Regions from separate parts of the Homo sapiens genome. Here all the other regions are linked to region 1. A link is a contact called in ENCODE Hi-C or POLR2A ChIA-PET data. All regions are on one chromosome and are shown on one strand. The core of a region is the stretch at or near the end of the contact, and the rest is flanking DNA. Distances in the headings are between cores, read along the strand shown.

Evidence for each region. Hi-C counts contacts between places; a loop is a spot of excess contacts on that map. ChIA-PET counts read pairs that join two places held with the same protein, here RNA polymerase II (POLR2A). Pooled maps may share reads with other maps.
Region 2: a loop to region 1 is called in a pooled map, with 2.9 times the contacts of the local background. The contact joins the promoter of ZNF552 here to the promoter of PPP2R1A in region 1. A Hi-C loop is called at or near these places in 1 of 50 pooled maps. POLR2A ChIA-PET finds 5 or more read pairs at or near these places in 2 of 52 experiments (AG04450 and WTC11).
Region 3: a pooled map shows a loop between it and region 1 (8-fold over the local background). The contact joins the promoter of ZNF304 here to the promoter of PPP2R1A in region 1. A Hi-C loop is called at or near these places in 4 of 50 pooled maps. POLR2A ChIA-PET finds 5 or more read pairs at or near these places in 3 of 52 experiments (CD4-positive, alpha-beta T cell, HCT116 and naive thymus-derived CD4-positive, alpha-beta T cell).

What each region holds. Positions count from the first base shown.
Region 1 is chr19:52,188,651-52,191,721 of GRCh38, forward strand. PPP2R1A (protein phosphatase 2 scaffold subunit Aalpha) reads left to right here and starts at 1,402. Exons shown (of 15, transcript NM_014225.6): 1 at 1,402-1,524. The coding sequence starts at 1,447. RefSeq lists enhancers at 1-959, 608-737, 768-817, 828-1,047, 960-1,927 and 1 more.
Region 2 is chr19:57,813,507-57,816,577 of GRCh38, forward strand. ZNF552 (zinc finger protein 552) reads right to left here and starts at 1,407. Exons shown (of 3, transcript NM_024762.3): 1 at 1,205-1,407. The coding sequence starts at 1,237. RefSeq lists an enhancer at 1,682-1,731.
Region 3 is chr19:57,349,734-57,352,804 of GRCh38, forward strand. It overlaps ZNF304 (zinc finger protein 304), which reads left to right and starts at 1,538. Exons shown (of 3, transcript NM_020657.4): 1 at 1,538-1,964. The coding sequence starts at 1,932. RefSeq lists enhancers at 714-1,573, 1,531-1,620, 1,574-2,432, 1,771-1,840.

The sequences.
Region 1 (3,071 bases), core at 152-2,651:
TCAAGTAGCAGAATAAAGGAGGAAAGAGCATCCCAGGCCTTCCCATCCCCATTCAACTCCCTCAGTTAGAGTGGTCCTAAGATTGCGGTGGGGGGGTAGGGCTGTGTTGAAGAGGTTAAAAACAGAGATTAGTCAGATCCAATCCTGCTCCCACTCTATGGAGGAAACAAATTCGAATACATAGTCACAGCCCAGGCTCTGGGATTGAGAGACAGAGAGAGAGATTGGATTGGAGAGAGAGAGAGAGAGAGATGGGATTGGAGAGACAGAGAGATAGATGGGACTGGAGAGACAGAGAGAGGGGTTCTGTGGCTCTGGAAGCCTAGAGAACAGAGCCTGAAGACAGAGAGGAAAGGGAGTAAAGGGGAGGCATTTATGCAGAGATCTCAGAAGTGAATATGAAAGGCACCCCTAGCAGAACGCACAGCTTGGGCAAGGAGGCTTGCTGGCATGAAAACGCAAGAAGTGCTCAGGCAGCTGTAATTCTCCAGGACATCAGATAAAAGGTAAAAAACAGATGGGAGACGCGCCTAGACAGGGTATTGAATACCAGCCCGAGGGGCTTGGGTTTCATCCAAACAGCAAGGCAACTGAGCTCAACACAGTGAGACTCGGTCTCCACAAACATTTTTTTAAAAATTGGCCGGGCCTAGCGGCGCGCGCCGATAGTCCCAGCTATTTCTGCAGGCTGAGGCGAGAGGATCATTTGAGCTCGGGGAGGTCCAGGCGGCAGTGAGCCAAGATCCTGCCACTGCACTACAGTCTGGGCAACAGAGCGAGACCCTGTCTTTAAAAAAGTAAAAAAAAAAAAAAAAAAAAAAGAAAGAAAAAGAAAAAAGAGAGAAGGGCAAGTCGCTCCCTTCTCTGGGCCTTGGCATAAATCAAGCACAAATCAAAGTCTCACTCCCTCCTCCTGCCGCGCAACGGCGCGGAGAGCCAGCCAGCCAGCCAGCGGAACCACGGCCTGGTAACCCAAAACCTGCACACCCTCCAGCTCCCCACAGGACGTCACGTATTACCACCGACGCACGCGCAGAAGCCTTCCCGGGGACTCAAGAAAGGGCAGGCTTAGCCTCCTCCCCATGTCGCCCCTCATTGGCTAGAAACTACTGCTCGTCTCGGTCGTTGTTAGCAGCGACCAGGGCGGGTACAATCTTGGTCGCTAGGACACGGCTAACTTCCGCTTTCTTCCCCCTCTCCTAGGCTCAAACTAGTCAAATCTTGTTCACTCGACCAATGGCAAATCGGAAGTGGGCGGGACTTCACAAGTCCGGACCAAAGAAACGCGAGCTTAGCCCTGGGTAGCGCGGCCAATGGCCGTGGAGCAGCCCCTGTAAACTGGCTCGGGCGCCCCCACGCCCGCCCTTCCTTCTTCTCCCAGCATTGCCCCCCCCACGTTTCAGCACAGCGCTGGCCGCAGTCTGACAGGAAAGGGACGGAGCCAAGATGGCGGCGGCCGACGGCGACGACTCGCTGTACCCCATCGCGGTGCTCATAGACGAACTCCGCAATGAGGACGTTCAGGTCCGGAGGCTACGGGGGACTTGGGGAAGACGCGGAGGGGTACCTGGGGGCACGGGCGGCCCTCGCGGAGAAGACTCAGCGTTCGCTGGGAGTGGCGGAAGGGGGCGACGGCCAATCAGCGTGCGTCTCTTATCTCCCCGGTTGCCCGGACTCCTTGAGACGGCGCTCCCGATTGGGTGTCGGCCCAGTGGAGGGCGGGGGCCAGCGCTAGCCTCGAGGGTCCCGGGCCTGCCCTGTGCGCGCGGCGGTCCGCGGTCCTGGGAGGTTGTGGCCAGGGCTGGGGTCTGCGGACTGGGTCTGGGAGAGAGGAGGACTCCGTGATTGGCGGCGGCCTCTGAATGGCCTCTTGGGGATGTGGGGCGCGCATGACTTGCTCCAAGTAGGGGAGGGCCGCCGGGTGGGTCGGGACCTGGGAAGGTTTTTTTGTTTTCTGGGTTTCGACTGCTGGGCCAAGTGGGGACCGAGAGGCGAAGGCCTGCCATCCTAATTCCTGCTCTTCCTCCGCCTCTCATTTTGGTTTAGGTGTCCTAAGAGGACGGGGACGCAAAAACACCCCCCCACCAAAGGTGGGGACTAGCCAAGTTTAGGAGCGAATTAGGTTGTAGAAACCCGCCTCCCCATCTCCCCGGATCCTCCCATTGACCAGGATAGGGGTTGAGGGATTTGCTAAGCAGATGAACATTTATTTATTTCTTTTTTTTGAGACAGTCTCTGTGTCGCCCAGGCTGGGGCTGGGGAGCAGTGGCGCGATCTCGGCTCAGTGCAACCTCTGCATACCGGGTTCAAACCATCCTCGCCCCTCAGCTCCCTAATTAGCTGCGATTACCGGCGCGAGCCACCACGCCCGACTAATTTTTGTATTTTTAGCAGAGACGGGGTTTCACCATGTTGGCCAGGCTTGGTCGGGAACTCTTGACCTCAAGCGATCCACCCGCCTCGGCCTCCCAAAGTGTTGGAATTACAGGCGTGAGCCACCGCGCCCAGCCCGGATGAACATTCCTGGTTATGGGATGAGGTGACCCAAGGCTCTGAGCCGGGCTGGTGTGGGATTGAGAACAGTTAGAACTGCAAGTCCACCTCCCACCTGCTGTGTGACCTTGTGCAAATTACTTCACCGCTTTGGGTCTCTGTGTTCCATAAAATATGGGCTAATTGTAGTCCTGGTCTTGCTGGAGGGACTTGTGAGGGACTGAACGAATTATGACACAAATAAAAAGTAGAATGGTGTCAGGCCTGTTGTAAGGGCTCGATAAATATTAGCTGTAATTATTGGGAGTGGTGATTAAAGAGGTCCCATCCTCCCTTTAGGTCTGTTTTCCCATTTATAAAATTGGACAAGGTGCACTGGGTAACCTGCCAAACGTGGGTCTCGCCTCCTAGGTTCCTGGTATATCACTGTTTCTGGTGGCATACAGGTTGTGGTTGTATTCCCGGCCCTTCCACTTGTTACTGATTGACAAGGGCAAGTTAGTTAATCTCTCTAGGCCTGTTTCCTCTTCTCTTTAATGGGGTTAATTACCTAGTTCATAGGGCGGTTGTATGAATTC
Region 2 (3,071 bases), core at 157-2,656, 5.6 Mb after region 1:
ATCCTCCTCTCAAGGTCCTCAAACATAGGAGAAACTAGGCCCACTGGTCATGGGGTACAGCCACCAACAACAATAGTTAGTTGAACAAATAGGTATCTGTGCGGTGGCTGTGATATAAGAGTCCACCCCCTCCTGACAGGCACTTCCCCTAGTATGGCCGAGGTCATGGAAAGCCCAATGTGGCACCTTCAGCACAGCAGAGATACCCTCTCTGAACGCACCTCATTCTTTTTTTTTTTTTTTTTTTTTTTTTTTTGATACGGAGTCTCGCTCTGTCACCCAGGGTGGAGTGCAATGGCGCGATCTCGGCTCACGCAACCTCCGCCTCCCGGGTTCAAGCGAGTCTGCTGCCTCAGTTTCCCAAGTAGCTGGGATTACAGGCATGCGCCACCACGCCTGGCTAATTTTGTATTTTTAGTAGAGACAGGGTTTCTCCATGGTTGGTCAGGCTGGTCTCTACCTCCGGACCAACCCGCCTAGGCCTCCCAAAGTGCTGGGATTACAGGAGTGAGCCACTGCACCCGGCCCCACCCTCCACTTTCTTGTATGCGTTCCTTAAATGCTTCTACAGCCATAAAGGCCTGAGGGAAGAGGCTGACTTTACAGGACTGTGTCCCTGATAGGATCTGGTAAGCTCAGGCCTCCCTGAACGCTTTTGTGTCCACGGAGCCAGGTGACCTTGGACTATTGTCTAACCTGCGTGTCTCAGCACAAAGTGTCATCTCTACCACCTATATGATCTACAAGGATTCAATCTCAAAGGGCCCCAACGTCATCCCCTCTCTACTCTGTTATTTATTTGGCCTTTAGGAAACTTTAAAAGCCTGGACTTTGATCCAGTCCCTTCTTTCTTGGAAATTCTCCTATTTCTAGTGTCCTCGCAATGATTTCACAGCCCCCAGCCTCCTTGCTTTTCCAGGAGGAGTTCCGCCTCACAGGTTGTTCCCTACAGGCGCCTGTGGACCCCAGGTTCCATCCTCCCGGATCCGTCCATCTCCAGGCCATTGCCCGCGCCCCTCCCTGTACCTGTCGCTCTCCCCACCGCATCCCACGGGTGTCTGAAACAGGGATCCCTCCCGAGAGCGCCTCAGTGTCCCGACGCCGGGTCCGGGTTGCAGAGCCGTAAACAGGTGCCGCTCCCTCGCTGCTTTAGGACTTGTGTGACTAGGAGGTGACCGGAGAGCACGGAAGGCGCCACAATTACCTGAACGGGGAACCTTAGCGCGGCCGCCGCCATGGGACCACGTGGGGTAAGCTGGGTTGAGAGCAGCGGGCGCCGTTAAAGAGCTGCAGAGTCACGTCTGTGCAAAGAGAAGAACGACTCTCGACCTCCTGGATCCAGTCACCACCACGGTCCCAACACAGCGCTCCAAGGACTCCCTAACGCCAATGGAAATGGTCGCTACTAAAGGGCGCCGGGAGTCCCGCCTCTACCTTACTTGCGCACACGGAAACGCCTTCAATGTGAACTCTCACTGGCTCTGCCGTGCTGTCATTTGACGCAGAGCTTTCTGGGTAATGTAGTTTCCCAGGTTCCAAGGCCGTAAAGAGAGAGATTCCCAGGGGCGCTTCGGAAGGAAAAGCCCAGCTCCACCTCCGGGGCCCTCAGGGAAGCCTCCTGACCCGCACGGTGGCGCGCGCCTGTAATCCCAAATTTTGAGAGGCTGAGGTGTCAGGACTGCTTGAGCCCAGGTGGTCCAGGCTGCACTGAGCTATGACTGCACCACTGCACTCCAGCCTGGGCGACAGAACCTGTCTCAAAAGAAAAAGAAATGTTAATTAAGCGTTTGTGCTGTTAAGGGAGGAGACCACCTCTCATATTGTTTTATGCCCAATTTCTGCCTCCAAAGAAACAAGTAAAAACTAAAAGGCAGAAATGAAATCCACAGGCAGACAGCCAGGTGCCAACCCTGGGCCTGGTTAAAGATCGACCCCTGACCAAACCGGTTATGTTATCTATGGATTCCAGACATTGTATGGAAAAGCATTGTGAAAATCCCTGTCCTGTTCTGTTCCGTTCTGATTACCACTGCATGCAGCCCCCAGTCGTGTACCCCCTGCTTGCTCAATCGATCACAAACCTCTCATGTGGACCCCCTTAGAGTTGTAAGCCCTTAAAAGGGACAGGAATTCCTCACTTGGGGAGCTTGGTAGTTGGAGATGTGAGTCTTGCCAAAGCTCCAGGCTGAATACAGCCCTGCGGCTTGTCCTGCTACATTTCTTGGTTCCCTGACTGGGAAGCCAGGTGATTAACAGATAGTCGAGGCAGCCCCTTAGGCAGCTTAGGCCTGCCCTGTGGAGCATCCCTACAGGGGACTCTGGCCAGCTTGAGGGACGCAGAACCTGAGAGCACTCCCGGGTAGGCAATTGCCCCAGTGGAACACCTCGCCAGAGTGGCGTGTGGCAGGCCCCCACAGAGGATCAATGCAGCGGCTGAACACTGGGAAGGAACAGGCACTTGGAGTCCGGACATCTGAAACTTGGTAAGACTAGTCTTTGGAACTTGCCCACTCCATTTGAGTGGAAGGGTGGCCTGATCACCCACGGCATGCCTGTACCGGCACTTTGGTTTTTGTTTTTGACTTGATTTGGATTGCTTGATACTTTCGTTTTGGTTTTGACCTGGCTTGGATTTCTGGATACTCTGATTTGGATTTTGATTCTGGTTTGGTGTAAACGGTAAAAGTGTATGTGTGCCCTTTTTACCTGTTCTTTGTTTTGTGGTGTGCGTGTGGTGTGAGCGTGGTGTTTTGTCTCAAAGAAGCATGGGTCAGGCACAAAGTAAGCCCACTTCACTAGGAACTATGTTGAAACATTTCAAGAAAGGATTTAAGGGAGATTACAGTGTTACTATGACACCAGGAAAACTTAGAACTTTGTGTGAAATAGACTGGCCAGCATTAGAGGTGGGTTGGTCATCAGAAGGAAGCCTGGACAGGTCCCTTGTTTGAAAGGTATTGTGTCCAGAATTGGTTCCTTCCGGTGGGTTCTTGGTCTCGCTGACTTCAAGAATGAAGCCGCAGACCCTCACGGGCAGTGTTAAAGTTCTTAAAGATGGTATGTCTGGAGTT
Region 3 (3,071 bases), core at 288-2,787, 5.2 Mb after region 1:
TCTTGATAGTTCTGTGTTTTGAATCATACAGCCTATAAGAATGTGTCTTCTGGACGATAGACCTACCTGTAGTTTATGAAACCCTCTTGCATGTGATTTTTTTCAATTAAATGAGTCTATTGATATATTGGTGTGCTTTTGTGCAAAAATTATAACCATTAGGGGCTCCCACCTGTAATCCCAGCACTTTGGAAGACTGAGGCAGTTGGATCACCTGAGGTCAGGAGTTCGAGACCAGCCTGACCAACACGGAGAAACCCCATCTCTACTAAAAATACAAAATTAGCCGGGCATGGTGGCGGATGCTTGTAATCCCAGCTACTCGGGAGGCCGAGGCAGGAGAATCGCTTGAACCTGGGAGGGAGAGGTTGCAGTGAGCTGAGATCGTGCCATTGCACTTAAGCCTGGGCAACAAGAGTGAAACTCTGTCTCAAAAAAAAATTATAACTATTATCTATGATGCTATTTGATGAGTGAGGGAATAATTGTACTTTTTTCTTTTTTTTTCAAAATCACACTGATCCTGAAAAGGTGGATCTTTGATTTATCTTCCTAAAGCAGTGTATGTGAGAACCTTGTGTTGAGGAAGACTGATAACAGCTTGTATGTATTTAGCACGATGTGCCAGGCCTGGTGTTAAGTACTTTTTACCTCACTTCCCATATTCCTAATGAGGTTGGTTGTAGTGTTTTTCATCTTACTGATTTTTTTTTGTTTGTTTTTGTTTTGTTTTGTTTTTGGCTAATGACTTTAAAAGACCTCCAGTTCTTGAACTTCAGCTAGGGTCCCATCCCCAGAGTTTATCAGAAGGTATAGGTTGGGTCCAAGAATTCACAGGTTTTTTAAGTTCATAGTGAAGCTGATGCTGTAAAACTACATATCAAATTGGGAAGCAATGAATTAGAAGAGGCTCATGTTTTCGTCATGTTACATGTAAGTTCCTCCTTCACTTTTCGCCATGAATAAAAGTTCCCTGTGGCCTCACCAGAAGCAGATACGGGCACCATGCTTCCTGTACAGCCAGCAGAAAGGTAGCTAATTACATCTCTTTTCTTTATATGTTAGAAAAATTAGAAGGACATTCAATGTTTTACAAAAAGGCCCACAAACGAAATACAGACAACGTTCAATTTATTAATACGTTTCAATCCCCAAATCTGAGAGAGGTGAAGCAGGTTTCCCAGGGCCTCAGAAGCAGGATTGAAGAATGGGTCCCTTGCTGGCGACTTCAGTGGCGTGGCATTGTCCCAGGTGGCCATGGAAATCAGGGTGCATACCCTTTAAAAGCAGCTGTGGCCTCCGAGATATCGTTTTCCCAGTCTTTTCTCCCCCTCCCTGCACGACGCCTCTTGGCAGACATCCGGGAGAACCCGAAAGGCGCTCGTTGCCTGGTTGGATGCAGGGTACAAACTACGTTACCCAGAAATCTGTGCCCAGCTCATTGTTAGCCGGCGTGCAGCCAATGACAGCCCAGAAACTGGGCGTTTCCTGCTGCTCTGGGCTGCAGGGGCGAGACTTCTGGCGTCGCCGTCGTGACGTATTTTTCCTATGCCCGGTCCGTGCATTCTGGTTGTGAAGGCTGAGTTCTAGAGATCGGGTCGGCTTTCTACGCGGCTCTCGTGGAACCTAGCAAAGAAAGACAGTGAAGACTGCAGGACCTTCCTTCGCGCTTTTGTTACAATCCATGACCCCTGTCGTGGGACGGGCGGCCTCTCGCGGAGGTGTCTGCCGGGGCTGGGCTCTTACCGAGGCCTCCACACACGTCCTCTTGTCCTTGTCTCCCCCAGAAGCAGCCGCCTTAGTCTTGTGAGCGTTTTTACACCGGGTAGATTGAGACTTGGAGTGCTACACTCAGCCCGAGGGCGTCCAGCGCGGTGGAGGCGTGGGGTTTCGGCTGAGCCCACAGGGCACAGACTGTTCATCCGCTTCTCATGGCAGCGGCGGTGCTGATGGACCGGGTTCAGGTGAGTGGGGGCATCCCTCAAGCGCACCCCGGCCTGGTTGGTGTGTCCTGGGATGTTCGCTCTCATCGCGCACTTCAGGGTGCTCACTCCGTCGCATTATGTGGAGGGGTTCCGCTCCCCTCATCAGTGGCATAAGGTGTGGAACGGACTCGAAGGCGCAGGGGCAGTTCGTACAAATGCATGCATGGAGAGGAGAATGAGTTTGGGGAGTTCCGGGAACTCTCTGTGCCTGGTGAGAACAGGGACTAGGGGGTCAGAGGTAGGCCTGGAATGGCCGCCCGAGGAGCTGGTCCTCTCTTCTGAGGGTGCTGGGAGTCATGCAAGGTTTGGTACAGAGAAGGGAGGTCCTCTGACGCAGTTCTTAAAAGGCTCCCTCTGGCTGCAGAGTGGGTAGACTAGGGATTATAGGGTAGACGGGGAGATCAAGATGAAGTCTACTGAAATAGTCCAGGTGAGCGTTGATGGTCTGGGCCAGAGTGGTGGCAGCAGAGGTTAGAGAATGTATGGGTTTTGGGTTTTGTATGTATTTTATAAGGAAGGCTGACCAGATTCTCTGATGAGACATAGTGATGATATCCTGGGATTCTTCACATGACTGTCTTCACTTGAGACAGGGGGCAGTGAATGGAGGTCATTTCTAGTTTAGTGTCCTGAATCCAGGCCATGAGTTGTATGGAGTTATGTGGAGAAGTCCCCACCTGGCGACCAATGGGATGAGTACTGCAAAAGTATATCAGACCTAGGAACAGGTACGCTCAAATGCTTGTAGGATTGAGTTTGGAGCGCTCAGGGAATCTCAGGTCTTAATTACCTTTGTTGGAAACAGGTATCAGAGGAAGGAGTTAGGCAGGAATGGCTGGCCGAGGTGTCTTGAGTGTGGTAAAAGTCGTGGGAGATTTGGAGCAGAGGAGGGAGATGATCTGACTCAGATTTTAACATGCTCTCTCTGGCTTTCAGGTTGAGAACAGACTGTGAGCATGAGGGAGCAGCTACTGCAGTAGTGTTGATGGTGTCTGGTCTAGAGGTGTGGCTGTGGAGGTGAGAGAAGTTGGTAAATTTTCTGTTTTTTAAAGTAGGGTGATTGGATTTTTTGATGCGAAAGGTGAA